2 separate regions of the Homo sapiens genome follow, and region 1 is linked to region 2. A link is an interaction called in ENCODE POLR2A ChIA-PET data of the cell type or tissue named here. Cell type or tissue: Panc1. All regions are shown on one strand. Links, peaks and the distances in the headings refer to the core of each region. The heading gives the core; the rest is flanking DNA. Region 1 holds the start of RAB19 (RAB19, member RAS oncogene family). Region 2 holds the start of LOC124901758 (a long non-coding RNA gene).

What was found. ChIA-PET counts read pairs that join two places held together with the same protein. Peaks named below come from ENCODE experiments on the same cell type or tissue, not always from the same donor. Only the 100,000 strongest peaks of a DNase experiment are listed, where the experiment ranks them.
Region 1: POLR2A ChIA-PET joins it to region 2 with 7 read pairs; 2 of 35 experiments call an interaction of 5 or more read pairs at or near these places.

Annotation. Positions count from the first base shown.
Region 1 is chr7:140,399,684-140,415,814 of GRCh38, reverse strand. RAB19 (RAB19, member RAS oncogene family) reads right to left here and starts at 11,757. Exons shown (of 4, transcript NM_001008749.3): 1 at 11,598-11,757; 2 at 7,968-8,191; 3 at 3,758-3,941. The coding sequence starts at 8,168. LOC124901759 (a long non-coding RNA gene) reads left to right here and starts at 11,347. Exons shown (of 2, transcript XR_007060561.1): 1 at 11,347-11,630; 2 at 12,993-14,232. RefSeq lists enhancers at 11,183-11,682, 11,683-12,184. In Panc1, for the core only: no CTCF peak of the experiment used is centred there; no DNase peak of the experiment used is centred there; H3K4me3 peaks cover 446 bases; H3K27ac peaks cover 406 bases.
Region 2 is chr7:140,306,469-140,322,599 of GRCh38, reverse strand. LOC124901758 (a long non-coding RNA gene) reads left to right here and starts at 5,358. Exons shown (of 2, transcript XR_007060560.1): 1 at 5,358-6,345. In Panc1, for the core only: no CTCF peak of the experiment used is centred there; a DNase peak (open chromatin) is centred at 6,169; H3K4me3 peaks cover 1,386 bases.

The DNA of each region.
Region 1 (16,131 bases), core at 6,611-11,610, 91 kb before region 2:
TCCTGCCTCAGCCTCCTGAGTAGCTGGGACTCCAGGCGTGCACCACCACATCTGGCTAATTTTTGTATTTTTATTACAAAATAATCCGCCCGCCTTGGCCTCCCAAAGTGCTGAGATTACAGTCATGAGCCACCATGCCCAGCATTGAAGATTTTATTCAACCTGCTCTGTATGACTATTTACACATCTGACTGCATAAATAGTAATGTATTTGGCCATGCGGCATTGGCCCAGACCCTGCTGAGGGTGTTATGTAACACAGAGTACATTTTTCTAAAATCTGACAAATTCTGAACTCTGAAATATTTGGCCCTGAGGGTTTTTGTTGAGTGATTGTGGACCTGTAATATAACAGGACTTTAAGTGGAAAGTTTGGCTGAGATCTTTAGAGGGACAAATATCAGATGTTGAAGAAAGTTATGAGACAGAGCATCCAGGATAACCTACAAAAAAGGTTGGCTCCCTGCAATCCCAGCACTTTGGGAGGCGAGGTGTGTGGATCACTTGAGGTCAGGAGTTTGAGACCAGTCTGGCCAACATGGTGAAACCCTGTCTCTACTAAAAACACAAAAATTAGCTGGGCGTGATGGCAGGTGCCTGTAATCCCAGCTGCTTGGGAGGCTGAGACAGGAGAATCACTTGAACCCGGGTGGTGGAGGTTGCAGTGAGCCGAGATTGCACTACTGCACTCCAGCCTGGGCGACAGAGCAAGACCCTGTCTCAAAAAAAAAAAGAAAAGAAAAGAAAAGAAAAAAAAAGAGGTCAGGTCTGATGGAGTGAGGGTAGGAGAAAGATGGGAAGCCAGACACCCCCAGAAGAAAGCAGGGCTGGGACCTGAAGTACCTTGTGAACCATGTTCAGGAATATGTACATCATTCTAAGGGAAATGGGGGCCTCTGAGGGTTTTACATGGGGACATTAGGAGGAGCTGGGCCCCCTGTAGCCAGCTAGAGGAGGAACAGCTGTATAAATCAACATGCAATCAACCCCTGACACCGGGGTCATTCCTGTGCTGATAAAGTGGCTTCAAGGAGCTGGGGATAAACTTCTGAGACAGAAAGAAGCACGTGTATGAGGCAATGTGTGCCGGGACACTTCCGTGAGGGACAACACGAATTTTTCTGGATTCAGGCAGGGAGGCCACGAACAGAAAACAGGAAGGCTGCTGTGTCAGCCCTCTGGCATGGACACCTTATAAACTGGGAGACTAGGACACTCCAAATCATCTTTGGGGGCATTTCTAGAACCAAGGAAGAAGTGAGGCAGAGATGCTTGTTATGAAAGACAGACTAGGGTATAAATACCAAGCAAACATTCTGAGATTCCTGGAAATCCTGCAACATCCTGGCATCTGTCACCCTTCTCTGATGCATCTGTTTCACAGAGTGATTAAAGACGGAGCTGGCTGGGGGAGAGGCAGCTGGGATCCTGTGGGCTGGAGACAGGTCGCTGCCTTCAGAGATAGCACAGAGGGGCCGGGGGTGGTGGCTCATGCCTGTAATCCCAGCACTTTGGGAGGCTGAGGTAGGCAGATCATCTGAGGTCGGGAGTTCGAGATCAGCCTGGCCAACATGGTGAAATCCTGTCTCTACTAAAATAAAAATTAGCTGAGTGTGGTGGCGGGAGCCTGTAATCCCAGCTACTTGGGAGGCTGAGGCAGGAGAATTGCTTGAACCCGAGAGGCAGAGATTGCAGTGAGTCGAGGTCATGCCACTGCACTCCAGCCTAGGCAACAGAGTAAGACTCCGTCTCAAAAAAAGAGAGAAGGTAGCACAGAGGGAGGCATCTGAGGTTGGGCAGCTTCCCACTCAGCCCTGAGGAAGAACTGCCTCCACTGTGTCCTCGAGATGCATGACCTTAATACAAAGGTGGATCTGGTCCACATTCCTGGGGAAACCGCATGTAGCTTAGAACTGCTTCATTCCCAAGTGAGATGCGTGCATTCCGCCTTTCTCTGGGAGCCACCATTGCTGGGTTTCCTTTTGTCCCTGGAGGGCATGGGCTGCATCTACCTGTCCACCCCGGCCGTTTGTATGCCATGGCACAGCTCTCCCATCTTTGCTCTACTAGGACATAACAGTTGCCTTTTATTATTTATTTATTTATTTTTTAAGAGACCAGGTTTTGCTTTCTCACCCAGGCTGGAATGCAGTGGTATGATCACAGCTCACTGCAGCCTCAAATTCCCAGGCTCAAGTGATTCCCCCCACCCCAACCTCTCAAGTAGCTGGGACTATAGGCCTGTGCCACCACATCTCACTATTTTGTTTTGTTTTAGTTTTTGTAGAGATGAAGTCTCACTATGTTGACCAGGATGGTCTCAAGCTATCCTCCCGCCTCAGCTTCCCAAAGTGCTGGGATTACAGGCATGAACCACCGTGCCTGGCCCAAAGACATTCATCACAGAAATAGAAAAGATTATCCTAAAATTTATATGGAACCATGAAAGACTCAGAATAGTCAAAGCTACCCTGAGCAAAAAGAACCAACCTAGAGGAATCACATTGCCTGACTTCAAATTATACTACAGAACTATGGTAACCAAAACAGTGTGGTACTGATAAAAACAGACACATAGACCAATGGAACAGAATCCAGAATCCAGAAATAAATCTATACATCTACAGTAAAGTCATTTTCGACAAAGGTGCTAAGAACATATGTTGGCGAAAGGACAGTCTCTTCAATAAGTGGTGCTGGGAAAACTGGATACCCATATGGAGTGCAATGGTATAGTCTCAGCTTACTGTAACCTCTGCCTGCTGGGCTCAAGCAATCCTCCCACCTCAGCCTCCTGAGTAGCTGGGACTGCAGGTGTGCACCACCACGCTCAGCTAATTTTTTTTATTTTTTGTAGAGATGAGGTTTTGCCATGTTGCTTAGGCTGGTCTTGAAACCCTGGGCTCAAGCAATTTACCTGCCTCGCCCTCCAAAGTGCTGGGATTACAGGCATGAACCACCACGCCCCATCTATGTTTATGTATTTTAATGTAAATTATTGGTAAACACTTAGAAATTGCCTCTTCTTTCTTTTTAAGAACCCACTGTACCCAATAAATAGATATACCTACTAGATACCCATAAAAAATTAAAAAACAAAACTCACCTGTTCACTCTGCAGTAGAGATGTCAAAAATAAAAATAAAGGGCCAGGCACAATGGCTCATGCCTGTAATCCCAGCACTTTGGGAGGGCCAGGCAGGGGGATCACTTCAGCCCAGGAGTTCGAGACCAGCCTGGGCAACATGGCAAAACCCCGTCTTTACAAAAAATTAAAAAAAAAAAAATGGGCTGGGCATGGTGGCATCCAGCTTAAAGGCACTTTCTGAGGCCCTATCCATCACTTACACATTTTTTTTCCCCCCGACGGAGTGTTGCTCTGTCACCCGGGCTGGAGTGCAATGGCACAATCTCGGCTCACTGCAACCTCTGCCTCCTGGGTTCAAGCGATTCTCCTGCCTCAGCCTCCCGAGTAGCTGGGACTACAGGCGCCCACCACTACGCCTGTCTAATTTTTTTGTATTTTTAGTAGAGACGGGGTTTCACCGTGTCAGCCAGGATGGTCTGGATCTCCTGACCTCGTGATCCGCCCGCCCCAGCCTCCCAAAGTGCTGGGATTACAGGTGTGAGCCACTGTGCCCGGCTGCATCACTTACACTTTTAAGATTTCATTTTCCACTGTCATTAGAAACATGCAGAAAGCTGAGCATCCTCAGAGGAGAGTAAACAAAAGTTAAAAACTTCAAAAATGCCATACCAATCAGCATAATGACCACATTTGCAGCTCCATATTTCTCTATCTCATGAATCCAGTGAGGGATGGACTCGAACGTGGACCGCCGGGTGAGGTCATAGGCGATGATGGCTGCGTGGGCACTGCGGTAGTAGCTTTGGGTGATGGTGCGGAAGCGCTCCTGGCCAGCTGTGTCCCACACCTGCATCTGGAGAAGGACAGGAAGGAGAGTCCAAATCAGGGGTTCCCACAGGTAATGGGAACTCCTTCACCTACATCTTCTTAAAAACACAGTTTTCTGGGTCTCACTTCTAGATATTCAGACCCAGTAGATCTGGGGTGGGACCCAGGGATCTATTCTTTCAGTTGCTCCCTGGATGACTTGGATATCCTCCTTGGTTGGGGAACGACCATCTAAGACAAGCTTGTCCAACCCGCAACCCACGGGACACATTTGGCCCAGGACAACTTTGAATGCAGCCCAACACAAATTTTCAAACTTTCTTAAAATATTATGAGTTTTTCTGCATTTTTTTTTTTTTTAGCTCATCAGGTATCATTAGTGTTAGTGTAATTTGTGTGGCCCAAGACAATTCTTCTTCCAACATGGCCCAGGGAAACCAGAAGCTTGGACAGCCGATTTAAGGGATGCTGCTGTCAGAGAGATGGACCTATTTTTTTTGAGATGGAGTCTCGCTCTGTCGCCCAGGCTGGCGTGCAGTGGCGCCATCTCAGCTTACTGCAAGCTCCGCCTCCCAGGTTCACACCATTCTCCTGCCTCAGCCTCCCGAGTGGCTGGGACTACAGGCGCCCGCCACCATGCCCAGCTAATTTTTTTGTATTTTTAGTAGAGACGGGGTTTCACCGTGTTAGCCAGGATGGTCTCGATCTCCTGACCTTGTGATCTGCTGGCCTCGGCCTCCCAAAGTGCTGAGATTACAGGCGTGAGCCACTGCGCCCGGCCGAGAGGTGGGCCTATTTTATCCTGGGGTCTTGTGTTCTTTGCCTTTTCTCCTGACTCATCACTTGGTCCAGATTTGGGGGCTCATCTTTTGAGTCTGCCCGTGGATCTGAATACTGGCAAAGGTGATAATACTGGCCGAACTGTTCTGATTTTAAAGGAACACTCAAGCTGTTCATGTTTGGAATGTTCTCACAATAATACCTCCCAAATTAGCCACCCAAGCGGCAGCACCAATTCACACAGCCTCTCACAGTGTCTGAGGGTAGCAATTTCTTCATATTCTCATACTATTTATATAAAATTTATTTTTTAGAGAAAGTTTGCAAACATACACCAAAGCTAGAGATAATAGAAAAATGAGGCTGGGTGCAGTGGCTCATGCCTGTGATCCCAGCACTTTGGGAGGCTGAGGTGGCGGATCGCTTAAGCTCAGGGGTTTGAGACCAGCCTGGGCAATGTGGTGAAACCCCATCTGTACGAAAAATACAAAAAGGCCGGGCGCGGTGGCTCACGCCTGTAATCCCAGCACTTTGGGAGGCCGAGGCGGGTGGATCATGAGGTCAGGAGATCGAGACCATCCTGGCTAACAAGGTGAAACCCCGTCTCTACTAAAAATACAAAAAATTAGCCGGGCGCCGTGGCGGGCGCCTGTAGTCCCAGCTACTCGGGAGGCTGAGGCAGGAGAATGGCGTGAACCCGGGAAGCGGAGCTTACAGTGAGCCGAGATTGCGCCACTGCAGTCCGCAGTTCGGCCTGGGTGACAGGGCGAGACTCCGTCTCAAAAAAAAAAAAAAAAAAAAAAAAGAAAAATACAAAAATTAGCTGGGCATGGTGGCGCATGCCTGTAGTCCCAGCTACTTGGGAGACTGAGGCAGGAGGATTCCTTGAGCACAGGAAGTCGAGGCTATAGCGAGCTGAGATCATGCGCCACTGCCCTCCATCTGGGCAACAAAGTGAGACCCTGTCTCAAAAACATAAAAAAAGAACCTCATACACCTATCACCCAGATTCAATAATTAATGAGATTTTGTTACTTGCTTCATCTAGCCCTTTCTGTTGATTTCTTTGAAGTATTTTTTAATTTTTTAAATTTTTATTTATTATCTTTTTTTTTTTTTTTTTTTTGAGACGGAGTCTCGCTCTGTTGCCCAGGCTGGAGTGCAGTGGTATGATCTCGGCTCAGTGCAAGCTCCGCCTCCCGGGTTCACGCCATTCTCCTGCCTCAGCCTCCCAAGTAGCTGGGACTACAGGCACCCGCCACCAGGCCCGGCTGATTTTTTGTATTTTTAGTAGAGACGGGGTTTCACCGTGTTAGCCAGGATGGTCTCAATCTCCTGACCTCGTAATCCACCCACCTCGGCCTCCCAAAGTGCTGGGATTACAGGCGTGAGCCACCACGCCCAGCCTATTTTATCTTTTTGAGACAGAGTCTTGCTCTGACTCCCAGGCTGGAGTGCAATGGTGTGATCTCAGCTCACTGCAACCTCTGCCTCCTGGGTTCAAGTAATTTTCATGCCTCAAGCCTCCTGACCAGCTGGGATTACAGGCATGTGCCACCACGCCCGGTTAATTTTTTTGTATTTTTAGTAGAGATGGGGTTTCCCCCCGTTGGCCAGGCTGGTCTTGAACTCCTGACCTTGGGTGATCCGCCTGCCTCGGCCTCCAAAAGTGCTGGGATTACAGGCATGAGCCACCGTGCCTGGCAGTTTATGGCATTTTTGAGTACACAGAAAATTTGACCTCTTTCTTTTTTTGAGACAGAGTCTCACTCTGTCGCCTAGGCTGGAGTGCAGTGATATGATCTCGGCTCACTGTAACCTCTGCCTCCCAGGTTTGAGAGATTCTTGTACCTCAGCCTCCCAAGTAACTGGGACTACAGGCACGCGCCACCATGCCTGGATAATTTTTGTATTTTTAGTAGAGACAGGGTTTCACCATGTTGGCCAGGCTGGTCTTGAACTTCTGACCTCAAGTCATCCACCCGCCTCGGCCTCCCGAAGTGCTGGGATTACAGGTGTGAGCCACCTTGCCTGGCCACTAGAAAATTTGACCTTTTAAGGCCAGGTTTGGTGGCTCACGCCTGTAATCCCGGCACTTTGGGAGGGTGAAGTGGGAGGATTGTTTGAGCCCAGGAGTTTGAGACTGGCCTGAGCAACACAGGAAAATCCTGTCTCTACAACAAATTTAAAAAAGGAGTTGGGCATGGTGGGGTGCACCTGTGGTCCCAGCTATTCAGGAGGCTGAGGTGAGAGGATCGCTTGAGTCGGGGAGATGGAGGCTGGAGTGAGCTGTGATTGTGCCACTGCACTTCAGCCTGAGTGACAGAGCAAGACCCTGTCTCAGGCTGGGTGTGGTGGTTCACATCTGTAATCCCAGCACTTTGGGAGGTAGAGGTGGGCGGATCACTTGAGGTCAGGAGTTCGAGACCAGTCTGGCCAACATAGTGAAACCCTATCTCTACTAAAAATACAAAACTTAGCCCGGTGTGGTGGTGTGCACCTGTAAATCCAGCTACTTGGAATGCTGAGGCATGAGAATTGCTTGAGCCCAGGAGGCAGAGATTGCAGTGAGCTGAAACTGTGCTCCTGCACTCCAGCCTGGGTGATGGAGTGAGACTCTGCCTCAAGAAAACAAAAACAAAAACAAAAAGCCCTGTCTACACTCCCCCACCCCCCCAAAAAAGCAAATTTGACCTTTATATAGTTAGAGAAATGTATAAATTTGACCTTCACAGTTAGATTCAGCAGTATTTTCCTTATTGGCTTCTGGGTTCGTGTCTCATTTAAAGCCTGATTTTCCCATTCCATGATGAGAAAATAAATACTCCCATGTTTTCTTCCACTATTTGTATGATTTCATGTTTTGTACTGAAATCTTTTATTGCTCAGACATGTGCTTTGTTGTTGGGAATTCTGGCTAAAAAAGGTGGAACTGGCCAGGCGCGGTGGCTCACACCTGTAACCCAGCACTCTGGGAGGCCGAGGTGGGTGGATCATGAGGTCAGGAGATAGAAACCATCCTGGTAACACCATGAAACCCCATCTCTACTAAAAATACATAAAAAAAAAAAAAATTTGCCGGGCGTGGTGGCGGGCGCCTGTAGTTCCTGTTACTTGGGAGGCTGAGGCTGGAGGCTGAGGCAGGAGAATGGCATGAACCCGGGAGGCGGAGCTTGCAGTGAGCCGAGATCGCGCGAGACTCCGTCTCAAGGAAAAAAAAAAAAAAAAAAAAAAAAAAGGTGGAACCAGTCCCGTCCCGGTGCCCTCTGACCTTCACTTTTTTGCCGTCAATATCAAGGGAACGCACGGTAAAGTCCACTCCAATCGTGTTCTGCTGTGTCTCAGTGTAGACTCCAGACTTGAAATGCTGCACCACACACGTCTTCCCCACATTGGAATCCCCAATGAGGATAATCTTGAACAAATAGTCAAAGTTCTCATCTGCTGCCCTGGCTGAGCTGGAGAAGTGCATGGTTCTTGCCACCTAGAACAGAACTAGGAAGAAAGGATGGAATTCAGCACCAGGAACTGGGGATCCAGTACAAGACAAGACGAAGGGAGGTCATTACCTTCACAGTGCTACATCCTTGTGAGAGGACGATGCTAATGATGCTAGTCGGGCACAGAGGAGTTGTCCCCATAAGCTGACATCTGCCCTACGTGTGTTGATCTTACTTTAGGGGTGCTCTTGGAATAAAGAGGTTCTACTGCCATTCTCTGGTGGGTCCAGTGGACGGTCAACACCATCAGATAAAAGCAGTGATATATCCTAGGCCTGGAGACGAGGTGCCACATGCTCCATCAGAGTGCCCGGAGAGCAGGAGAATGGCAGAGGAAATGCCCACAGCAGTGACTCACCTGCCATTGGAGGTCCCACTAGTGTCAATTTCACCTGGGGAGAAAGATTCCCAACTGCTGTAAGACTGACCATCCAGGCCGTGCACGATGGCTCATGCCTGTAATCCCAGCTCTTCGGAAGGCCAAGGTGGGTGGATCACCTGAGGTTGGGAGTTTGAGACCAGCCTGACCAACGTGGAGAAACCCCATCTCTACTAAAAATACAAAGTTAGCTGGGTGTGGTGGCGCATGCCTATAATCTCAGCTATTCGGGAGGCTGAGGCCAGAGAATCACTTGAATCCGGGAGGCGGAAGTTGCAGTGATCCGAGATCATGCCTTTGCACTCCAGCCTGGGCAACAAGAGCGAAACTCCACCTCAAAAAAAAAACACCCAAAAAACAAAAAACTACTGACCATCCAGGTAGCTAGCAACGAGGACTGATAAGAGGTGATTGGTAAGTCAGCTTGGGGAAGAGTGACATGACCTTTTTGTTCTGTTTGGAGCCTAATTTTTTTGACCAGGAAATTAGGATTTTGAGAATATTCAAAATTAAAACCATGGCTATAATGTTATGGCATATTTTACCAAAGGCTGGTTATGGCATATTTTACCAAAGGTTTTTTTTTTTCTTTTTTTTTTGAGACAAAGAGTCTCGCTGTGTCGCCCAGGCTGGAGTGCAATGGCATGATCTCAGCTCACTGCAACCTCTGCCTTCCAGTTCAAACGATTCTCCTGCCTCAGCCTCCCGAGTAGCTGGGACTATAGACCTGCACTACCACACCCAGGTAATTTTTGTATTTTTAGTAGAGACGGGGTTTCACCATGTTGGTCAGGCTGGTCTCGAATGCCTGACCTCAAGTGATTTACCTGCCTCAGTCTCCCAAAGTGCTGGGATTACAGGCCTGAGCCATCACGCGCCGCCAGAAAATTAAGGTTTCTAATGACAGTGTTTCACAAACTAACTGATTATCAGAATTATCTGAGAGTATCATTGAAAAATATATATTTCCTTTTTTTTTTTTTTTTTTTTTGAGACAGAGTTTCACTCTTCTTGCCCAGGCTGGAATGCAATGGTGTGGTCTTGGCTCACTGCACTGCAACCTCCGCCTCCTGGGTTCAAGCGATTCTCTTGCCTCAGCCTCCCAAGTAGCTGGGATTACAGGTGCCTGCCACCACGCCTGGCTAATTTTTGTATTTTTAGTCGATACAGGGTTTTGCCATGTTGGCCAGGCTGGTTAGGAACTCTTGACCTCAGGTGATCTGCCCGCCTTGACCTCCCAAAGTGTTGGGATTACAGGCATGAGCCACCATGCCCGGCTGGAAAATAAAGGTTTTTAATGACAGTGTTTCACAAACTAACTGATTATCAGAATTATCTGGGAATATCATTGAAAAAATATATTTTTGGAGCTCATCCCAGACTTGCTAAACATATTTTACCTTGTTCTTTTAAAAATTATTTCTTAGTATTCTTTTTTTTTTTTTTTTTTTGAGACAGAGTCTCGCTCTGTCACCGAGGCTGGAGTGCAGTGGTATGATCTCAAAACTGCACTGGGCCAGGTTTTGTGTTTTGTGTTTTTAACTTTAAAATATGTTTAGTGCGCCAGGCCGCAGTCGCTCATGCCTGTAATCCTAGCACTTTGGCAGGCCGAGGCAGAAGGATCACTTGACGCCAGGAGGTTGAAAGTAGTCTAGGCAATATAATGAGAGCCCTGCGCCCCCCCTCCCCGCCCATCTCTATTAAAATAATAAGAAATAGGCCAGGGGCAGTGGCTCACACCTGTAATCCAAGCAATTTGGGAGGCTGAGGCAGGCGGATCACTTGAGGTCAGGAGTTCAAGATCAGCTTGGCCAACATGGTGAAACCCCATCTCTACTAAAAATACAAAAAATTAGCCGGGCGTGGTGGCATGCACCTGTAATCCCAGCTACTTGGGAGGCTAAGGCAGGAGAATGGCTTGAACCCAGAGGGCAGAGGTTGCAGTGAGCCGAGATCGCACCATTGCAGTCCAGCCTGGGCAACAAGAGCGAAACTCCGTTTCAAAAAACAAACAAACAAACAAACAAAAACACAAAACCAAAAACCTCTGTCTCTCTTCCCTCCCCTCCCCTCCCCTCTTGCTCTGTCTCTTCCCCAGGTGATTCTGATGATGAGCCAGGTTTGGAAAACACCAATCGACCAAGTCACCTACCTGAAACTTACTCCCACCATCAGCATCCCTGGCTTAAATGTCCACCTATGCTTAAATATCTCTGATCACAAGGAACTGACTACCTCCTGAAAAATTTCCATTTTGCACTGGGCAGCTCTCACTTCTGTGGGATTGACACCTCCCTCCATGAGGTTTCCATCTGTCTAGCTCCGTGCTATCCTTACTCTGCCAAGACACATCACATTCCTGTTCCACATGACAGCCCATCAGATATTTGAAGCAGCAAGAATATTCCCCCAAGGAGAATATCCCCATCCTCTTTAACTGTTCTTCCTGAGAGTGTGTTCGGACTCCTCATCCAATTGCTCTAAAAGTAACTGAAACCTGATCCCACTTAATGATTACATTTGATGTGCTGCAAATTGCCCCTGCCTTGTGACATCCTTCTTCACCTCTCCGTTTTACTTTGGTTTTCTCTAAAGTCATAGACAAGGACACTCTGTCTCATCACACAAGGTAAAATGCACTCAAATGTCCAATCTGCATGCAAAAACCCAGGGCTTTAAGGCGATGAAGAAGGATCCCATACCTCTCTTGGACCTCTCTGAAATCACATATGGGTAGATGATCCAGCAGACAACAGACACAATCAAACCACTTTTTTCCTGTCTGACTTTTCAACTAAAGACAGCCATTCCACTTCCGGTGTCTTGGTCTTATCACTGTAACTTGAGCTGAGACTTTACTTCCATGTCTCCCCCCACCCTCAGGAGTCCTCAGGGTTTCCACTAAAGCCCCCTTTCATTGAGCCTACAAGCCTTGCTGGGAGGCACAGGCAGCGTCCACCCCGATGATGTCCTCCCGCCGGCATCCCGCAGCCTTCGCCTTCCTGGTTCACCTGTCGCTTACCTGTCTCGCTCTCTCACCTCTGCTGGTCAGCAGGTAATGTTTTCGCTTTCTTCTGGGTTTGCTTTTCAGCCCCCCAGTGCCCCCTTCTTCCTCCTGCCTCGCTGCTTGGTGGGAAGTGTAGTTCTGGCCCCAGGTGTCGGGTTTGGCGTCCTGAGAAAGTGAAAGGAAAGTGCAATCCCTCCCACCTGCCCTGAGTCCGGAGCTGCCTCAGGGTACAAAGCGCCAGGTGAGGGCGGCCAGCACAGGGCAGGGCGCAGAGCCGGCTTTCTCACCAGCCTTCGCCGGCCTAGCGGAAAGCCCTCACAGGAAGGAACAGCCAGTGAATTAAACCAGTGCTGGCCCATACGACACTGCCCCTGCTCCTTTCTTCTACTTTACCTTGTCTTGTGGGCTTTTGCGTCCTTTGCTCTCAATTTGTCCTGGTGTCCCTTGTTAGGAAACAATTTCAGAATGTATCTCATGTAGTAACAGCGACTGTTTTGCAAAATGTTTGGGTCAGTTGTACATGTGCATATTGTACTGGGTGATGTAAAAAAAAAATTTTTTTTTTTTTTTTGGAGACAAGGTCTCACTCTGTCACCCAGGCTGAAGTGCAGTGGCACCATTCATGGCTCACTGCAGCCTCAACCTCCCGGGCTCAAGCAATCCACCTGCCTCAGCCTCCTGAATATCTGGGACTACAGCTGGCCTGAGGGTTGTTAGTTGAGATAACACCAACTAAAGGAGGATATAGATCTTAAGTAATTTATTTTATTATATATACATATTTTTTAGAGACAGGGTCTTGCTCTATGGCTCAGGCTGGAGTGCAGAGGCATAATTATGGCTCACTGCAGCCACAACATCCCAGGCTCAAGGAAGCCTCCCACTTCAGCCTCCCAAGTAGCTGGGACTACAGTCATACACCACCATGCCCCACTATTTATTGTTTTTAGAGCTGGGATCTCCCTATGTTGCCCATGGTGGTTTGACACTCCTGGGTTTGGCCAGGCATGGTGGCTCATGCCTGTGATCCCAGCACTTTGGGAGGCTGAGGTGGGCAGATCACCTGAGGTCAGGAGTTCGAGACCAGCCTGGCCAACATGGCAAAACCCCATCTCTACTAAAAATACAAAAATTACCCGGGTCTGGTGGTGAGCCTATAATCCCAGCTACTCTGGCAGGAGAATCGCTTGAGCCTGCGAGGTGGAGGTTGCAGTGAGCCAAGGTCGCGCCACTGCACTCCAGCCTGGGTGACAGAGTGAGACTCCGTCTCAAAAAAAAAAAGAAAAAAAGAGAAGAAACTCCTGGGCTCAAGTGATCCTCCTGCCTTGGCTTCCCGAAGTGCTGGGATTACAAGGCATGAAACCACCGTACCTGGCCAGATTGTAAGTAATTTAAGTCTTTGTTTTGTAGATCTGAATATCTCTTTGTGAGGAGTCAGAGAAAGGAGATGATGCAAAGAGAAGGAAGCAAAAACAAAACTAAAAGAACTTTGAAGGTATATGAGAAGAAAAAGCTGAAAAGAAAATGTCTGCCTCACTCCCTCAAAAATTCTACCATAGAGCAAAGGTTGACGTCCAGAAAACCTCAAGTTTATCAGTCCCAGATGCTGGCAGTAGAAGCATAAAGCTGAGGTGAATTTTCCTTACTATTTTTTCCCCAGAGTCTAGAACAGTAACTGCCTCCCAATGTCTATCACAGGGACCAGATTTTCTCCACTACATAGGATGTGATATGTAGGCAGTTAAATGGCATTATAGACACAATAAGCAAAATTGAAACAGAGACACCCTGTTGGATAAAATATTTACATCGGTGTCCTGTTTCCAAACTGTGGGCTGAGACCTATAAATGAGTCATGAAATCAACCTTTGTGGGTTGCAACCAGCATTTTCACAAGAAGGGATTAAGAAACAACTTCAGAATGTATCTTGTGTAGTAACAGTGACTACTGTTTTGCAAAATGTTTGGGTCAGTTGTACACATGCATATTTTACAGGGTGATGTAAAAAAAAAATGTTTTTTTTGAGACAGGGTCTCACTTTGTCTCCCAGGCTGAAGTGCAGTGGCACCGTCATGGCTCACTGCGGCCTCAACCTCCTGGGCTCAAGCAATCTTCCTGCCTTAGCCTCCTGTATATCTGGGACTACAGGTGTGCACCATCATGCCCAGCTATTTATTTCATTTTTTTGTAGAGCCAGGGCCTCACTTTGTTACCCAGACTGGTCTCGAACTCCTGGGATCAAGCAATCCTCCCACATCAGCCTCCCAAGGTGCTGGGATAACAGGCGTGGGCCACCGTGCCTGGCCTGAAATGTCTTTTTAACTGTAGGCTGGGGTCCGCAACGTTTGAGAAGCACTGAAATACAGGGCAATTTATTCACTGTCCAAGAACATTACTTCTATGATGTCTTCAGATAAATTTGAAAATATTTGTCTTACCCAAAATTCCAGTTACATATCCATTTTCAGGATACTCTCTTCTGAGTGAGATAAACTCAACACTGGCAGGTATAGCAAGAAAACAAAAGACTCTGCCAAATATTGCTGCAGGGTGAGAACCACCAGCACAATGTGGAAATCCAGTGTAGGTAAAGATTCGCCCCAAATGTGTGATCAGGAAATAAAACCTGTTAGGTGTCAGTGTCATGAAGTTCAGTGTCCAAATGTTGTCTTTCTTCTGGTAATGGTTACTTTTTTTTTTTTTTTCCTGAGATAAGGTTTAGCTTTTGTCACTCAGGCTCGAGTGCAATGGTGCGATCTTGGCTCACTGCAACCTCCACCTCCCGGGTTCAAGCGATTCTCCTGCCTCAGCCTCCCGAGTAGTTGGGATTACAGGCACCCGCCACCACGTCCAGCTAATTTTTGTATTTTTAGTAGAGATGGGGTTTCACTATGTTGGCCAGGCTGGTCTGGAACTCCTGACCTCAGGTGATCCACTTGCCTCGGCCTTCCAAAGTGCTGGGATTATAGGGGTGAGCCACCGCACCTGGGGTGGTTACTGTTTAAAAAAAAAGTCACCTGACTCAGACCCACTGAGCACTTGGAGAACATCTACAGGTAGAAAACAAATGTTACAAATATTTAAATATCCTGATGGTTTTGGAAGTCAAGGGGAGAGAGATCTTACCTCTGTCTACCACCCAACCCTCTCCACCAAGGTCACTATAAATACAAAGAGCATAGCTTGGGCTACAGGAAAGAAGGCATTCATATGTATAAATGTGTGTGTATATATACACTGTTTTTTCTTTTTTAAGAGACTGGGTCTCCCTCTGTCACCCAGGCTGGAGCACAGTGGTACGATCATAGCTCACTGCAGCCTCCAAAGGTGCGGCTGAAGTGATCCTCCTACCTCAACCTCCCTAGTAGCTGGGATTAAAGATACACACCACCACATGGCTAAGAAGGCATTCTAGCCCTGAGTGGTGGTGACACAGGTTATATACTTGAAGTATACACACACACATATATATGTATACACCCATATGTAAATATAACACAAAAAACTATGTATTTCACTCTATGTATATATATTTACCATTTTAACCGTTTTTAAGTGTACAATTCAATGGCATTAAATACATTGTTGTGCAACCAACATCACCATCCATCTCCAGGACTTTTTTGGCATCCCAAACGGAAACTCCATAGCCATTAAACAACAATTTCTCATTTCCCCTTCCCTCCAGCCATGGGCAACCACCATGCTACTTTCTGACTCTATGAATTTCACTACTCTGGCTACCTCATATAAGTGGAACTGTACTGTACTGGTCCTTTTATGTCTGACTTATTTCACTTAGCATAATGTTTTTGAAGGTTCGTCTATGTTGTAGTATGTGTCAGAATTTGCTACCTTTTTTAGGCTGAAAAATAAACGATTCACAATATATTTTTAAAAATAAAAGTAACATATTTGGCTCATTTATTTTTGCTCACCCTGACATCATATTTCTCCTTGGATGCCTAGAGACAAAACTACCACTGTATAAGGGCTAGAAACAAAACTACCACTGTATAAGGGCAAATAAAAATGAAAAATAACAGGCTTAATTCCTCTGCTGAAAATAAAGAGACTTCTCAGCCTTCTCTCTGTTCCTTCAAAATTTCTTTCTCTGTCCTTTTCGAATGTACACAAATCTTTATAACGGCGAAATGAGCCTCTTGCCAGTATCACAACTCAGAAATGTATCCTCAAGGACTTGGGGGTCATCTTTTTGAAATTCAGACGTGAGTTAGTGCCTGTATCTTCCAGTTCCTACATGAGGGTAAGAGACTAAATTAGTGGGTATGGGCGCCTTGCTCCAATTTGTAAAACTACCTCCTGCTATAAAGATATGCGAACTTTGGCCGGCTGCGGTGGCTCACACCTGTAATGCTAGAACTTTGGGAGGCCAAGGAGGGCAGATCACGAGGTCAGGAGATCGAGACCATCCTGGCTAACACGGTGAAACCCCGTCTCTACTAAAAATACAAAAAAATTAGCCAGGCGTGGTGGCGGGCGCCTGTAGTCCCAGCTATTCGGGAGGCTGAGGCAGGAGAATCCCTT
Region 2 (16,131 bases), core at 4,231-9,230:
GTATCTGTTCTTCAGTACTTTTTTTTTTTTTTTTGAGATAGAGTCTTGCTCTATCACCCAGGCTGGAGTGCAGTGGCATGATATCTGCTCACTGCAACCTCCGCCTGCCGGGTTCAAGCGATTCTCCTGCCTCAGCCTCCCAAGTAGCTGGGGATACAGGCACACGCCCCACAACGCCTGGCTAATTTTTGTGTTTTTAGTAGAGACAGGGTTTCACCATGTTGGGCAGGCTGGTCTTGACCTCCTGACCTCAGGTGATCCACCCACCTCGGCCTCCCAAAGTGCTGGGATTACAGGTATGAGCCACTGCACCCAGCCTCTTCATTCCTTTTTATGGCTGGATAATATTGCGTTGTGTGGATATGCCACATTTTGTTCATTCATTCATCGGTTGATGGACATTTGTGTTTCCCCTTTTTGGCTATTTTGAATATTGCTTCTGTGAGCATTCATGTACAAGTTTTGATGTGAACGTGTTTTAAATTCTCCTGGGTAAATACCTAGTTTTGGGGCATTGCTGCATCGCATGGTGATTCTATGTTTAACATTTTGAGGAACCATCAAACTGTTTTCCAAAGTGGCTGCATCATTTTACAATCCCATCGGCAGTCTGTGAAGCTTCCAGGTTCTCTGTGTTTTCACTGACGCTTGTTATTGCTTATCTTTTAAAAATTTTAATAATCCTAATAATTTGAAGTGGTGTGTTATTGTGGTTTTGATTTGCATTTCTCTAATGATAATGATGCTGAGCATCTTTTCATGTGCTTATTGGCCATTGGAATATCTTTTTGGTGAAATACCTTCTTTGCTCTTTTTTTTTTTTGAGACAGAGACTCACTCTGCTGCCCAGGCTGGAGTGCAGTGGTGCGATCTTGGCTCATTGCAACCTTTGCCTCCCAGGTTCAAATGATTCTCGTTCCTCAGCCTCTCGAGTAGCTGGGATTACAGGCACCACAACCATGCCTGGCTAATTTTTTTTGTATTTTTAGTAGAGATGGGGTTTTACCATGTTGGCCAGGCTGAACTCGAACTCCTGACCTCAGGTGATCTGCCCGCCTCGGCCTCCCGAAGTGCTGGGATTACAGTCATGAGCCACCGTACCTTGCCGTCTTTTTTTATTTTTTAATTAGATTATTTGTCCTTTTATTGTTGAGTTGTAAGAGTTCTTTATGTATTAATGTTTTGGATGTAACTCCCTTATCAGATGTAGCATTTGCAAAATTTTCTTCCATTCTGTGGACTGTCTTTTCACTTTTTTACCGGTGTCCTTTTTTTTTTTTTTTTGAGACGAAGTCTCGCTCTGTCGCCCAGGCTGGAGTGCAGTGGCGCGATCTCGGCTCACTGCAAGCTCCGCCTCCCGGGTTCACGCCATTCTCCTGCCTCAGCCTCCCGAGTAGCTGGGACTACAGGCGCCGGCCACCACGCCTGGCTAATTTTTTGTATTTTTTTTTAGTAGAGATAAGGTTTCACCGTGTTAGCCAGGATGGTCTCAATCTCCTGACCTCGTGATCCGTCCGCCTCAGCCTCCCAAAGTGCTGGGATTACAGGCGTGAGCCCGGCCTCTTACTGGTGTCCTTTGAAACACACAAAAAAATAATATTGATGAAGTCCAGTTTATTTTTCCTTTTGTCACTTTTGGGTTTGGTGTCATATATCAGATATCTTGGCCTAATCCAGGGTTACAAAGACTTATTCCTATGTTTCCTTCTAAGAGTTTCATAGTTCTAGCCCTTACTTTCAGGCGTATGATCCATTTTGTGTTATTTTTTGCATATGGTATGAAGTAGGAGGCACATTCATTTTTTTACATGTGAATATCCAGTTGCCCAGCATCATTTGTTGAAAAGATTACTTTCACCTCCATTGAAATGTTTTGGCATCTTTGTTTAATATCAATTGACCATGAATGTAAAGGTTTATTTCTGGACTCTCAATTTTATCAGATTGATCTGTATGTCTGTCTTTATGTCAATACCGTTCTGTCTTAATTACTGTAGCTTTGTAGTAAGTTTTTTTTTTGAGACAGGGTCTTGCTGCCCAGGCTGGAGTGCAGTGGTGCATTGTTGGCTAATTGCAACTTTTGCCTCCTGGGTTCAAGTGATTTTTCTGCCTCAGCCTCAGCCTCCCGAGTAGCTGGGATTATAGGCACCCACCACCACACCTGGCTAAGTTTGAATTTTTTATTTTTTCAGTAGAGACGAAGTTTCACCATGTTGGCCAGGCTGGTCTCTAACTCCTGACCTCAAATGATCCACCCACCTCAGCCTCTCAAAGTGCTGGGATTACAGGCATGAGTCATCATGCCTCGCCTGTAGTAAGTTTTAAAATCAGCAAGTGTGAGTCCTCTAACTTTGTTCTTAATTTTCAAAATCGCTTTGGTGAGTCTGAGTCCCTTGCATTTCCATATGAATTTTAGAATTAGCTTGTCAATTTCTACAAAACAAGACAGCTGGGATTTTGATAGGGGTTGTGTTGAGTCTGTAGATCAATTTGAGGAGTATTGTCATCTTAACCATATTAAACCTTCCAATCCATGAATATGGGATGCCTTTTTATTTATTTATGCCTTTAATTTCTTTCAGTGATGTTTTATAGTTTTTGGTGCACAAGTCTTGTTACTTATTCTGTTAAATGTATTTTGTATTTTTTTCTTTCTTTTTTTTTTTTTTTTGAGACAGAGTTCGCTCCCGTTGCCCAGGCTGGAGCGCAATGGAGTGATCTTGGCTCACTGCAACTTCTGCCTCCCAAGTTCAAACGATTCTCCTGCCTCAACCTCCTGAGTAGCTGGGATTACAGGCGCCCACCACCACGCCCATCTAATTTTTGTGTTTTTGGTAGAGACGGGGTTTCACCATGTTGGCCAGGCTGGTCTCAAACTCGTGACCTCAGGTGATCCACCCGCCTCGACCTCCCAAAGTCCTGGGATTATAGGCATGAGCCACTGTGCCCAGCCATTTTTTTCTTTTAAATTTTATTGTAAGTGGAATTATTTTCTTACCTTCATTTTGGGCTGTTCAACACTAGTATATAGAGATATACAATTGAGCTTTGTATATTGATCTGTATCCCGCAATCTTGCTGAACTTATTTGTTCTAATAATTCTGTGGATTCCTTAGGATGTTTTTAGATATAGGATCATGTCATCTGGGAATAGAGATAGTTTAACTTCTTTTTCTCTGGGTGCCTTATCTTTTTCTTGCCCAATTTCCCTGGTTAGAATCTTCAGTTCAGTGTTGTACAGAAGTGGTGAGAGCAGACATCCCTGTCTTGCTCCTGATTTTAGGAGGAAAGCATCTAGTCTTTCACCATTAAGTATGATGTTAGCTGTGAGTGTTTTGTGAATGGCCTCTTGCCTTTTTGTCATCTTGCACCATCCTGTTTCTCTTTCTGCTCTGTGTAGTGGAAAGAATGAGAACCTCAGAATCAGACTTGGATTTGAATTGATTCGTTCGTTAATTTCACCAGAAAATATTGAGTGTTAGATAGAGTGAGATTAAATTGAATTTAATCATATAGATTAAGTTGTAGTGTGGTAAGAGCTATGATGGGGGTATGGCCAAAGCAGTGAAGGGTACAGAAAACAGGCCCCTGAGAAGGTCTGAACACCTCGAGGATATGATGCCTGAATTGCTCTTAAAAAACAGTAGGAGATAGTCTTGAAAAACAGGGAACATGTGCAGCGATGGGAAGGTAGCTGTATTCTGTGAGCCACAGATAGGTCTGTGAGGCCAGAGTATGGGGTGCCTGCAAGTGAGTGGTTGAGGTGATCCCAGAGAGTGAGAGCCACCTCACCAAGGCCCTTGCTAGCTTCTGAAGGTGTTGTGAGAACTGATTTGTGTGTTGGAACCCTTGGTGGTAGAGGAGATGGAGTGGTAATGGGTAAGACCATGATGCGAGAGACCTGGAGAGAGGAAGCTATTGACTAAGCAGGGGACACCTGAGGACCTAAAGGAAGGCTCTAAAGTAAGGCTGGAAGAAGGGAATCGAGTCAAGAAAGATTAGAAGGTAGTATTAACAAGGTGTGTTGCAATTGACTGAGAGGTGAGGGAGATGGATTTGCAGAGAATGACTCTTGGATTTCTGGAATTTGGGTTGTTTGATGGAGTAGACTAGATTCGGTTTTCTTATCTGTAAAATGGAAGAAATACTTTGCGGATAACATAGGCAAATGTCTTACCACAAGCATACGGTTGAGACTCCATAAATGCTCGTTTTTTTTGCTTTCCCCCATGTTGTTTCTGTTTCCTCCATTCTGTCAGTGTAGGTCTTTGTTTGGTTAGTTCTGCCTTTGGAACGCTTTTCTTTGCTGTGTCCCATGCTTCCCACTGTGACTGCTGCATGGGTGACTCCCGGATCCTTCTCTCCAGCCCTGATCACGCTTGTATGCATTTTCGACCGTGTTCTGGTCATCTCCATGGCCTCTCACCCTCACAAGGGAGAACCATCCCCCGATTTTTTCTCCTCTTGAGGTCCATATGCCTGTTGATGGCACTGTAATCTTCTCCATCAATTTGGCTACAAATCATTTTTTCCAGTTGAAAAAACACATCCACCTCTAGTGGTTTTGAGTATTTCAGAATCATTTTGATGCCTTTCTCTTCTTCTTTCATTTCTTCACATTTGGTGAATATTTGGCCTCTGTTTAATTATCTCCGTAACATTATACACACAAGTGTCTTTTTCTATCTCATTGTTACTTCCCTCATCAGGCCTTTATTAGTTCCCATCTGAACTACGACGCTGGTTCCCTATCTCTGGTTTCCGTTCCTTTCAAGTCATCTTGCCACAGCTGCCAGACCAAGCTTCTGGAAGCTCTGATTGGATCACCCCTGTCACCTTGTGGGTTCTCCACACCCACTGGATCAAGCCCAAGCTCCTAAGCCTGTCATTTAAGGCACTGCATGTCTAAACCCCATGTACTGCTCTGATTTTATCTCCCCACATCCTTGTAGAAAAATGGGGCAGTTCTCTGCACCTTTGGTATCATCTCTGTCTTCCCTGGTGGAAATTGTGCTTATTCTTCAAGGCACAGTTTGTGAATCCTGCCTTTCACCAAACCAGTTAATTCTTTTTCATATCACATAGGACTCAGTGCTTATTTATTTTATTTTATTTTTTTGAGACAGAGTCTCACTCTACCACCCAGGCTGGAGCATGATCTCAGCTCACTGCAACCTCCACCTCCCGGGTTCAAGTGATTCTCCTGCCTCAGCCTCCACAGTAGCTGGGACTACAGGCACACGCCACCACGCCCAGCTAATTTTCATATTTTTAGTAGAGATGGGGTTTCGCCATGTTGGTCAGGCTAGTCTTGAACTCCTGACCTCAAGTGTTCCTCCTACCTTGGCCTCCCAAAGTGCTGGGATTACAGGCGTGAGCCACCGCGCCTGGCTGGTGGTTATTTAAAATGATCTGTGTACACTTCTTATCTCTCCTACTAGATTTAATCTCCTTGAGGTGCTTCCATCTCTGTAACCCTCAAAATGCCTTCTTCATATTCAGTATATGTTTGTGAATGGAACGTATACTCTCCTCATCTTCCTGAAGCATACAGGCATGACCTTTGCTTTTCCAAATACCCATTCCCAAGGGCTTGTGACACAAGACAGTGAGAAGGTGAAGGACAGCTTACTTTCCCCTGTGGATCCCCTTGCAATTTAATACACAGGAGCGTGAGAATGTCACACAGGCAGGTTCTTATTTAAATTCCTGGTAGCTGAGCCCAGCAGCATGTGGTGGGTTTGATTTAGTCTGTACAGCATTTAACTCTTTCTATGGATGAAAGATGAAAGTGGATAAAAGTTCTCATAGACTGTATGGGAACCAGATAGATTGAGAAATTAACTCATGTGTTGTGCAGTTACAGAGCTCTAGGTGCCGGTCTGATTTTTCCTTATAGAATCTAGAACTTAACTGACATAATTCCTGGGTACTTTCAGACACATAGCCAAACACGTAGCCAGGTGATTCATTTGGTAAATTCCATAAGGTCTGCCCTGCCCTGGAATGGCTTCTCAGCAAGGCTGTCTCAGCTAGGCTGGGAAGGAGGTGGCTTTCAGTTCCGGTTTCCAATCAGTGACTTCCAAGAACTGGTTAAGAAGCAGGAAGAATAGAAAGAGTTAGATGGTTTCTGTGTTGGGCTAAAAAAAAAACCTCTCAGATACCCAGTTCCTACAATGCATGTCTCCTGGCAGCCAGACAAGGAAGGAGAGAAACTGTGAAGGGTGCCAGGGTGCCAACAAGAGCACTCGTGTTCTTGGCAGAGCTCAGAATAGCGTTCACAGCTCTCAGTGATTCATCATCTGCAGGCCTGCCCACCCGTGATCCAAGTGACTGAGGACGGGGTGAGTCAGGCAGCTCCCTCTCCTCATCACCCTTCCTCCATGGCTCGGTTCTGTGCCCTCCCTGGGCCCTATGGGCTGCCTAGCAGAGGGGAGGCCGATGTTGCAGGGGATGCTGCCAGTGAGGAAAGGGTGCCTGCTCTGGGTCTGTGCCAGGGTGAAGCCTTCGTGGCTTCTTGAAGGACTCCCGGCTCCCCTCTGCGTTAAGCCCTAGGCACGTTTAGAGAAGAGGGGAATCTTCACTGCCAGCTCTAGGGACGGGTCTGATGGTGGGGCCCGCTTAGCCCCAGCGAGCTACTCAGTGCTCCTGCACTGATCTAGACACCACCCCTCATCATCGTATCTGCCCCTCTTAAATCTAATCTGCATTCTGTTCTCTTTCTTTCTCCCACTCTTTTCTGTTTATTCTTTTCTTTCTTCCCTTGCTCAGCAAGAATGATATTTATTTAAGACATCACAGCTGTTAAATGTTTGCCTCTGGGGATAATTTTTCGGCCAGGTGCCCCCGTGCCTCTTGGCTGGTCCACAACCGATTGCTGGCCATGATGGGAGGGGGTGGCCCGCTGCCCTCAACACTGAACTCCCTAGTGTGGGTCCAGGCCTGGGGCTCATCACAGCTACCCTGCTTTGACCCGCAACACAATCATGGGTTGAAAAACCATCCTAGTGCCATAATAGGCTTAGAAAGGGATCATTCTTCATCTGGTCAGCCAGAGCCAGGCCACAGGCTGCATGGTTTCCCTCAGCAAGGCTCTCGCTGGGTGTCCCACTTTACTTCTGCAGCGAAAAAGCCGTTTTACCTCTTTTGCCACTTTCACAAAACATTCTCTTGGATCCACTCAAGTGAAAGCTGTGAAGTGTCCTTGTTCCTCCCTCACAGAGGGAGCTCCTAGCCTTGCAGCCCTGCCTGTGTCTGTCACTTACCAGCAGCGTGCCAGGACACTGCAGACATCTAGGTTCGGGGACTTGTCTAGGAAGCCATGGCTCTGTGTGGGTGTGCAGGAATGTACTGCTTCAGAGCGTTCCTGTTTTCCCTTCCCTGTTGCTGCAGAGCACGCATGCTGCGGGGAGAATGCAGCTTTAGTAACAAAACATCCAAATATACTTATTTCCAAAAAGAGCAATGCAAGATGAAGAATGGGGTGCTGTGTGGATGATGTCCTGCGTAAGGATAGAACACAGGAGGAGCTTGAGTGCGAATAATGTTTCACTTTTTGTTCAGGAGTCAAAACTTACAATAAATACGACCAGGTCTCCAGATCACAGTGAATTCCAAACCCCGGTGGACGACCCACTTATTTCAAACATGTTATGTAACGTTGTAAAGCACAGAGGATAGGTAAAATTCACAGCCCTGGGACAATTCGGGGCACTTAGATGTGAAATGTTTGGAAATCGCTTTCATTTTTCTCATCAGAGCCATCCCATGAACTGGATAGGACAGAGACTTCGCCCCATTGAGAAGCAAGGACGCTGAGGCACAGCGAGATCATCATTCAGCGTAGATTCCAAAGGGCACAGACTTGGTTAGCACAGTCAGGCTGAGCCCCCTGATCTGTGTTTGATTTCTATCACGCTGCTCTTTTTTCAGTAAACCTCTTTCACATAAGAGATGAAACCAGCCCACCACTAATAGGACCTGTGCTCTGGGCTGTTTAATTAAAGTCGGAATGAGTTTTACTGAATTTACATGCCTTCCCTAGAACTCCATATATCCCATTTGGAATTTGTACGAAGTCCTAGGAGCAGGCTCCCTCTCTGCAGTTGCTCAGGACTCAACTCCTCTGGCGATCTCCTGACCTCATGATGTGCCCACCTCGGCCTCCCAAAGTGCTGGGATTACAGGCATGAGCCACCGCGCCCAGCCCCCATGTTAACCATTATTAAGTGTACAATGTAGTGGCATTAGTTACTTTTGCAATGTTGTGCAAACATCACCCACTGTTTCCAAAACGTTTTCATCACCCCAAGCAGAAACTGTACCATTAAGCAAGAACTCCTAGGCACCTCCACCCACCTCCCTGCCCCAGCCCTTGGTAATCTCTTATCTACTTTCTGTCTGTATGAATTTGCCTATTCTAGGTATTTCACGTAGTGCAATCATATAATATTTGTCCTTTTGTGGCTGGTTTATTTTACTTAGCATAAGATTTCCAAGGTTCGTCCATGTTGTAGCATGCATTAGAACTGAACTTTTTTTTAATGGGTGAATATTGCATTGTATGAATATATCACATATTATTTATCAGTTCCTCTGTTGATAGACACTTGGATTGTTTCCACTTCGGGTTGCAGTGAACATTGGCCTACAAATATCTGTTTGAATCCCTGTATTCATTTCTCTGGGGGAGTATACCCGGGAGTGGAATTGCTGCATTGTATAGTAATTTTATGCAACATTTGGGGAACCCACTATAGAGTTTTAAAATTCAAATTAATTAACAACTTTCAAAAATGAGGAATTCCACACAAAAATTAGATCTTTTTTTCAACTCCTTCCTTTTTTTTTTTTTTTTTTTTTTTTTTTTTTGAGATGGAATCTTGCTCTGTTGTCCAGGCTGGAGTACAGTGGCATGATCTCAGTTCAGTGCAACCTCTGCTTCCTGGGTTCAAGCGATTCTCCTGCCTCAGCCTCCTGAGTAGCTGGGACTACAGGCACCTACCATCACACCCAGCTAATTTTTGTATTTTTAGTAGAGACAGGGTTTTACCATGTTGGCCAGGTTGGTCTTGAACTCCTGACCTCAGGTGATCCACCCACCTCGGCATCCCAAAATGCTGGGATTGCAGGCATGAGCCACCACGCCTGGCTCAGAATTTTTTTCAACTTATCTTGACGTTCCTGGGTCCACCTACAGTGATATGATCTGCTGGGGATGAGTGGAAACTGCCTCCTCTAGATGGGGCATCTGGTATCCAGATTGACAAGGGCCTCACCCAGCTGGCATCAGACATTGGTCCCTGCCTGGGCCCTGCTCTGAGCCTTTGCCCCAATCCCCTCCCTTCATGAGGTTTTCCAGCCCCCTCACACAATCACTCCTTCCCTCTTATGTTCATACTCCCTCATTATTTGTTTACATGCCAGACCTCTCTCCATCTTGGCTGTGATAGTCTGAGGGTGGGGCACTTGTCTTTTCACCTCTGATTTACCCAGGACCAACAGACACATTGTTGGTGCTCATAGTCTTTGTCAAATTGAAGTTTTAAATTGATGGCTCATGCTTGTAATCCCAGAGACTCAGGAGGCTGAGGCAGGAGGATCACTGGAGGCCAGGAATTCAAGGCTACAGTGAGCTATGATTGTACCACTGCACTCCAGCCTGTGTGACTGTGTGAGACTTCAACTCTAAATAGATAGATAGAGGGATGGATAGATAGATAGATAGATAGATAGATAGATAGATAGATAGATAGAAATGGGATAGAACAGAATAGCTGAAGGTTAGGTCAGGACTAATTGGTACAGTTACCACTGACTGAATCAAACAGGTGCTAAATTGCATTGTAAAATATTATAAGAAAAGGGGAAAAAACTAAAATTGGAGAAATGAGTTACAGATTACAGGCAATGAAAGAAGGGCTAACCACTTCCTCATGTGGACTGTTTCTCCATTTAGGGTTTTCTTTTTTATCACTCTTGGTGTAGTCTCATCAAAGACATGTAAAAGGTGATTTGTGGAACTGAGCATGATCGTGTGTGTCTGTAGTTCCAGCTACTCTGGAGGTTGAGGCCAGAGGATCGCTTGAGCCCAGGAGTTTGAGTCCAGCCTGGGCAACATAGTGAGACCCCTGTGTCTAAATAAATAAATAAAAGGTGGTTTATGGAAAACAGGTACAATATCATAGAACAAGTCAAAAAGAAACAGGATCAAAATGTAATATCTAAATACAAATGCAAAAGAATGAGTTTGGATCCCTACCTCACACCATATATTAAAAAATTACTCAAAGTGGATCATACATCTAAATGTAAGAGCTAAAACTAGAAAACACTTTGAAGAAAACATAGGACTAAATCTTTGTGATATTGAGTCAGGCAATGGTTTCTCAGATCCACACCAAAAGCACAAGCAACAAAAGAAAAAACAGATACACTGGACTTTATCCAGTAGAAAACTTTTGTGTTTCACAAGACACCAGGAAGAAAGGAAAAGACAGCTCACAGATGGGAGAAAATATTTGCAAATCATATACCCAATAAGGGACTTCCGTCCAGACTATATAAAGATCTTTTACAACTCAACAACAACAAAAAGACATGACCCAGTTGAAAAACAGGCAAAGGATCTGAAGACACATTTCTCCAAAGAAGATTTACAAATGGTCAATAAGCACATTAAAAAAGCTCAACATCATTAGTCAGTAGGGAAATACAAATAAAAACCACAATGAGATATCACTTTACACCCACCAGGTTGGCTATAATAAAAAAGATGGAGAATAACAAGTATAGTGAATTTATGGAGAAATTAGAATTTTCATACATTGCTGGTAGAATAGTAAAGTGTTATAGCCACTTTGGAAAACAGTTTGGTGGTTCCTCAAAATGTTAAACATGGCTAGTGTGGTGGCTTACATCTGTAAGCCCAGCACTTTGGGAGGTGGGGGTTGCAGTGAGAGATGGGGGTTGCAGTGAGATGAGATTGCTCCACTGCACTCCAGCCTGGGCAACAGAGTAAGACTCCATCTCAAAAAAAAAAAAAAAAAAAGTTAAACATAGAGTTACAAGGCTGGGCATGGTGGCTCACGCCTGTGGTCCCAGCACTTTGGGAGGCCAAGGTGGACAGATTGCTTGAGCCCGGGAGTTTGAGAGTAAGCCTGAGCAACATGGCAAAACCCTGTCTCTACAAAAAATACAAAAGTTAGCCAGGCATGTTGGTACACACCTGTGGTCCCAGCTACATGGGAGGCTGAGGCAGGAGGATCACTTGAGCCCAGGAGGTCAAGGCTGCAGTGAGCCATGTTCATACCACTGCACTTCAGCCTGGGCAACAAAGTAAGATCCTGTCTCAACAAAACAAAAACCCTAGAGTTATGTTCAAAAAAATTCTACTCTTAGGCATGTACACAAGAGAAATGAAAACATATGTCCACACAAACACTTGTACATGAGTGTTCATTGTGGGATTATTCATAATAGCCAAACGATGGAAACAACCCAAATGTCCATCAACTGATAAATGGATAAATAATATGTGGCATATCCATGCAATAAAATATTACTCAGCCATGAAAAGGATTAAAGTGCTGATACATACTTTAGCATAAACCCACCTTGAAACATTTTGCTAAGTGAAAAAAGAAGCCAGTTACAAAAGACTAGATATTGTATGATTCCCTTTATATGAAATGTTCCAAATAAGCAAATCTATTGAGACAGAAAGCAGATTAGTGGTTGTCTGAGGCTGGAGTGTTGGGGAGGAGGGAAATGAGGAGTGACTGCTGATGGGTACAGGGTTTCTTTTGGGGGTGATGAAAATGTTCTAAAATTAGATTGTGGTGATGGTTGCACAACTGTGTGAATATATTTAAAACCACTAAATAAAAAATTGTAAAAAAGAGAAAACAAAGCAAGCAGACAAAAATCACTGAACTGTAAAAGAACTGAAAGAGGACCCAGATATAAAACTCTATTCATTCCTTTTACTTCAGTAATAAAATACTCCTCAGAGGTGACCGAAAAAATGCGCCTGAAGTTGTTTACACTAAAGCTTTACAGATGACCTGGCATGGTGTGTTGTTTGCTTTAAAATGCTCCACATACTGCCCCATGCAAAGTGACCTTGGCTGGGGGCTAGATGAAATACAATGGGCAAAATTCTTCATAAAAGCTGGGGATGGGCACATGGGTGTTCATTACGCCACTCTATTTTTGTGAATGTTAATTTTTTTTCCATAATAAAAGTTAAAAAAAAGAGACAGAATGAAAGCATCTGTAATCTGCAGTTCCGTAGTTACACATAAAATGTGTATTTGTGTGTGTGTGTGTGTGCATTTGGGGAGCTGTGTGTGGAGGTCTGTGGCTGTGGACTGACACACCTGTGTTTCTGTGAACCTGCATTTCTGTGGACGAGGGCAGGGAGGGATTACCGGAAGGAGAGGAGAGGACAAAGCCATCTGGGGATGTGTGACTTTGCTAGGGCTGTGTAAAAGTGACCACAACCTGGGGAGCTTAAAACAACAGCAATTTCTTTTCCTTTTTTTTTTTTTGGAGACCAAGTCTTGCTCTGTTGCTCAGGCTGGAGTGCAGTGGCATGATGTTGGCTCACTGCAATCTCTGCCTCCTGGGTTCAAGTGATTCTCCTGCCTCAACCTCCCAAGCAGCTGGGATTACAGGTGTGTGCCAACATGCCTGGCTAATTTTTGTATATTTAGTAGAGACGGGGTTTCACCATGTTGGCCAGGCTAGTCTTGAACTCCTGACCTCAGGTGATCCACTGCCTCAGCCTCCCAAAGTGCTGGGATTATAGACATGAGCCGCTGCGGCCAACAAAAAACAGTGATTTCTTCTGTCACAGTTCTGGAGGCTAGAGGTCTGCAGTCAAGGTCTCTGTTGGGCTGGCCTCCTTCTGAAGACTCCAGTGGGGAATCCTTCCTCGCCTCTTCCAGCTTCTGGTGTCACCAACAATCCTGGGTGGTCTGTTGCTTGTAGATGCACCGCTTCAATCTCTGCCTCCGTCATCACGGGACATTCTCCCTAGATCTCTTCACATTGTCTTCCCTCTGTGTTGTGTGTATCTCTGTCTCTGTTTCCTGATCTTATAAGGACCCCAGTCATAGTGGAGTAGGGCCCACTCTAATTAAGTATGACCTCGTTTAAACTTGATTATATCTGCAAAGATCCTATTTCCAAATAAGGTCACCTTTACAGGTAGTTGGGGTTAAGAGTCAATATATCTTTTTGGGGGACACATTTAACCTACAAAAGGGCAGAAGGCAGGATAAGCAGAGACAGATTCTTAGACTGTAAATTCAGAGAGCTGAAGCCCCAGCTGCCTCATAGGCGGGCTGCAGAGGACACAACATTTACAGTGATTAGACTTGACCTTAATGCATCATTCGCTGGCCAACTTTATGTTTTCCAAACGGAGACAAGCCTTTTCTGGAACCCATTTCCCACTCAGCAGTTTGGACTGAGGAGTGACACATCTAGACCCTTCCAATCGATCAACCCTTTTCACTAGAAAGGTTTGGGGGATAATTCTAATGTGTATTCACTTGAGAAATGTTTCAGGCCAGGTGCAGTGGCTCACGCCTGTAATCCTAGCACTTTGGGAGGCCAAGGCTGGTGGATCACGAGGTCAGGAGTCCAAGACCAGCCTGGCCAAGATGGTGAAACCCCGTCTCTACTAAAAATACAAAAACTAGCCGGGCGTGGTGGCAGGTGCCTGTAATGCCAGCTACTCGGGAGGCTGAGGCAGAGAATTGCTTGAACCCAGGAGGCGGAGGTTGCAGTGAGCCGACATCGTGCCACTGCACTCCAGCCTGGGTGACAGAGCAAGACTCCGTCTCAGAAAAAAAAAAGAAAGAAAGAAATGTTTCAGAAAAAGCTAGTTTCTTACTCTTTGACACAGACATGTCCGTTTAGACTTTATCTTCTGAGCTGGCGGCTAAAGTTATTTTAGACTCTACAGTTAAATTGACCCAGAAATAATTCCTCCTTTGAAAGTTCCTTTGCAATGTTATTCACTCTGACTCTAACTTCAGGTTACATTGTGCTGTTCTTTGCTCTTTAATCTCACTCTGGCCTTTCACCAAAAGCAGTAAAATCCGACTTCTGTATTAAATGGTACTTGTATATAATATTATTTGGGTAAACCAGATGTCTAATAATTGCAATATATTTTCATATGATTGTTTGAAGAGTTTCATGGAAAAAGTGCAAGCCCCTCAAACTTCCCGAACTGTGTGAGCTGTTTACTGTTGAGAACTTTCCAGAGGAAAGTTGGAGGGAGCAGAAAGCTGAGGAGAAGGAGCTGGACTTTGGGCTTTGTTTGCCTGTACTCTCTCCACTGTTACCTTCAACCTACATTTCAGCTCCAGTCCATAGGAGTCATTTGCAACCATCTGTTTTCATCTCTTTGCTCCCAGGAGTGCGGAAAAAGGCAAGAGCAGGGAGGAGCTGAAGTTTTGCAGAGGTTAGGGAGAAGGTTGGCTTGACCTAAGTGGAGAGAGAGGAGGGCGGGTTTTTTTTGTTTTGTTTTGTTTTGTTTTTTTGTTTTTTTGAGACGGAGTTTTGCTTTTGTCGACCAGGCTGGAGTGCAATGGCATGATCTTGGCCCACTGCAACCTCTGCCTCCTGGGTTCAAGTGATTCTCCTGCCTCAGCCTCCTGAGTGGCTGGGATTACAGGTGCCCACCACCGCACCCAGCTAATTTTTGTATTTTTAGTAGAGACAGGGTTTCACCATGTTGGCCAGGCTAGTCTCAAACTCCTGGCCTCAAGGGATCCACCCGCCTCGGCCTCCCAAAGTGCTCGGATGACAGGCATGAGCCACCGTGCCCGGCTGAGAGCTGGGATTTGAACCACTGTCAGTTCCTGAACAGAGATTTAAGAGATTGATGAGCACTAGATGAAATCTTAATCCTCCGTCATTGCTGGTGCTTATGTAGACGTGGGAGAATAGGAGGATAACAGTATCCAAACAGGCTGATAGTATTTCAGGAGCTTCCATGGGTTGCTTGAGTCCTCAGGGCTAGGCATGGTGCTAACAGCTTTATGTGCATGCGGCACCTGCCGGCTGCCCTGCTTCTCTATCCTATGTGCGATGGGAATTCATTCTTTTACCTGGCCTGGGCTCTTCCATTTTGCTTTTCAAAAACCCACATTTACAATAGACTCTCATTTTTACAGTAAAGCGTACCATAGAATCACTTTACATTGCAAGTTCTCCCTCCTCCTATAGTGCAATTAATCTACTCTATTCAATTGGCAGAAAGTCTGTTTACAAAGAGCTCTGTGAGAGGACACTTGTCTTCAAAGCACGGAAACAGAAATAACAGAAAGACTCAGCTTCATTGATGGCCCACTTACCGCAGGCAATATTTAATGCAATATAATTAATTGTACTTCTAGAAAAGACTGGACTGAGGGCCTAGGAGCTTTTTATAACCGATTGAAAGACACCAGAGACTCTACCCCTAATGTCCAGCCAGAACCCGCCCCTAGCCCACAATACAGCCAGGCGCACTTTTTTTTTTTAAGCTATCCATTTAAAAAAAAAGATTTTCCAAGGCGAGCACATTATTTCCTTTGTTAGTTTGGATCAGAGTCTGATATCCCTAACAAGTCAAAGTTGTTCTTTTTAGCCCTTCCGACAATTTGAGTCTGTTCCTTTGAAGTTGTGCTCTCGGTGGAGATGGAAAAGAGACTCACCTTTCAGCGTATGGAAACTCTGTTCCATTCCTGTGAACTGTTAATGCGCACATTTAAATCATTGCTACTTTCTTCTCTGGTGTTAGTTTCTGACCTCTTGGTTATTTTCTGTTTTCCATTGGACTTTTCGGTTGCTCCCTGTTTCTTTTTAAAAGTAGCACCTCAGTCTGTTCACACTAGAAAATGTTTGGCTTATTTTGCATGTCCCTTTTCTCAAAGGATAAAGGGAACAACCGTTCCTACGAATTGCTGACATCTCTGTGGAGGCCAGCTGCTAAGTGAAGGAAAGCGTGGCCGTGACTTGCAGGAGATCAGAGGCCCCCAGGCTCCTTCAGGCCAACCGACATCCAGATGAGGGCTTCTTGCTTCTTTTAGATCCATGCTCTGAACCCAGATGATGGTCTTGGATGGCTG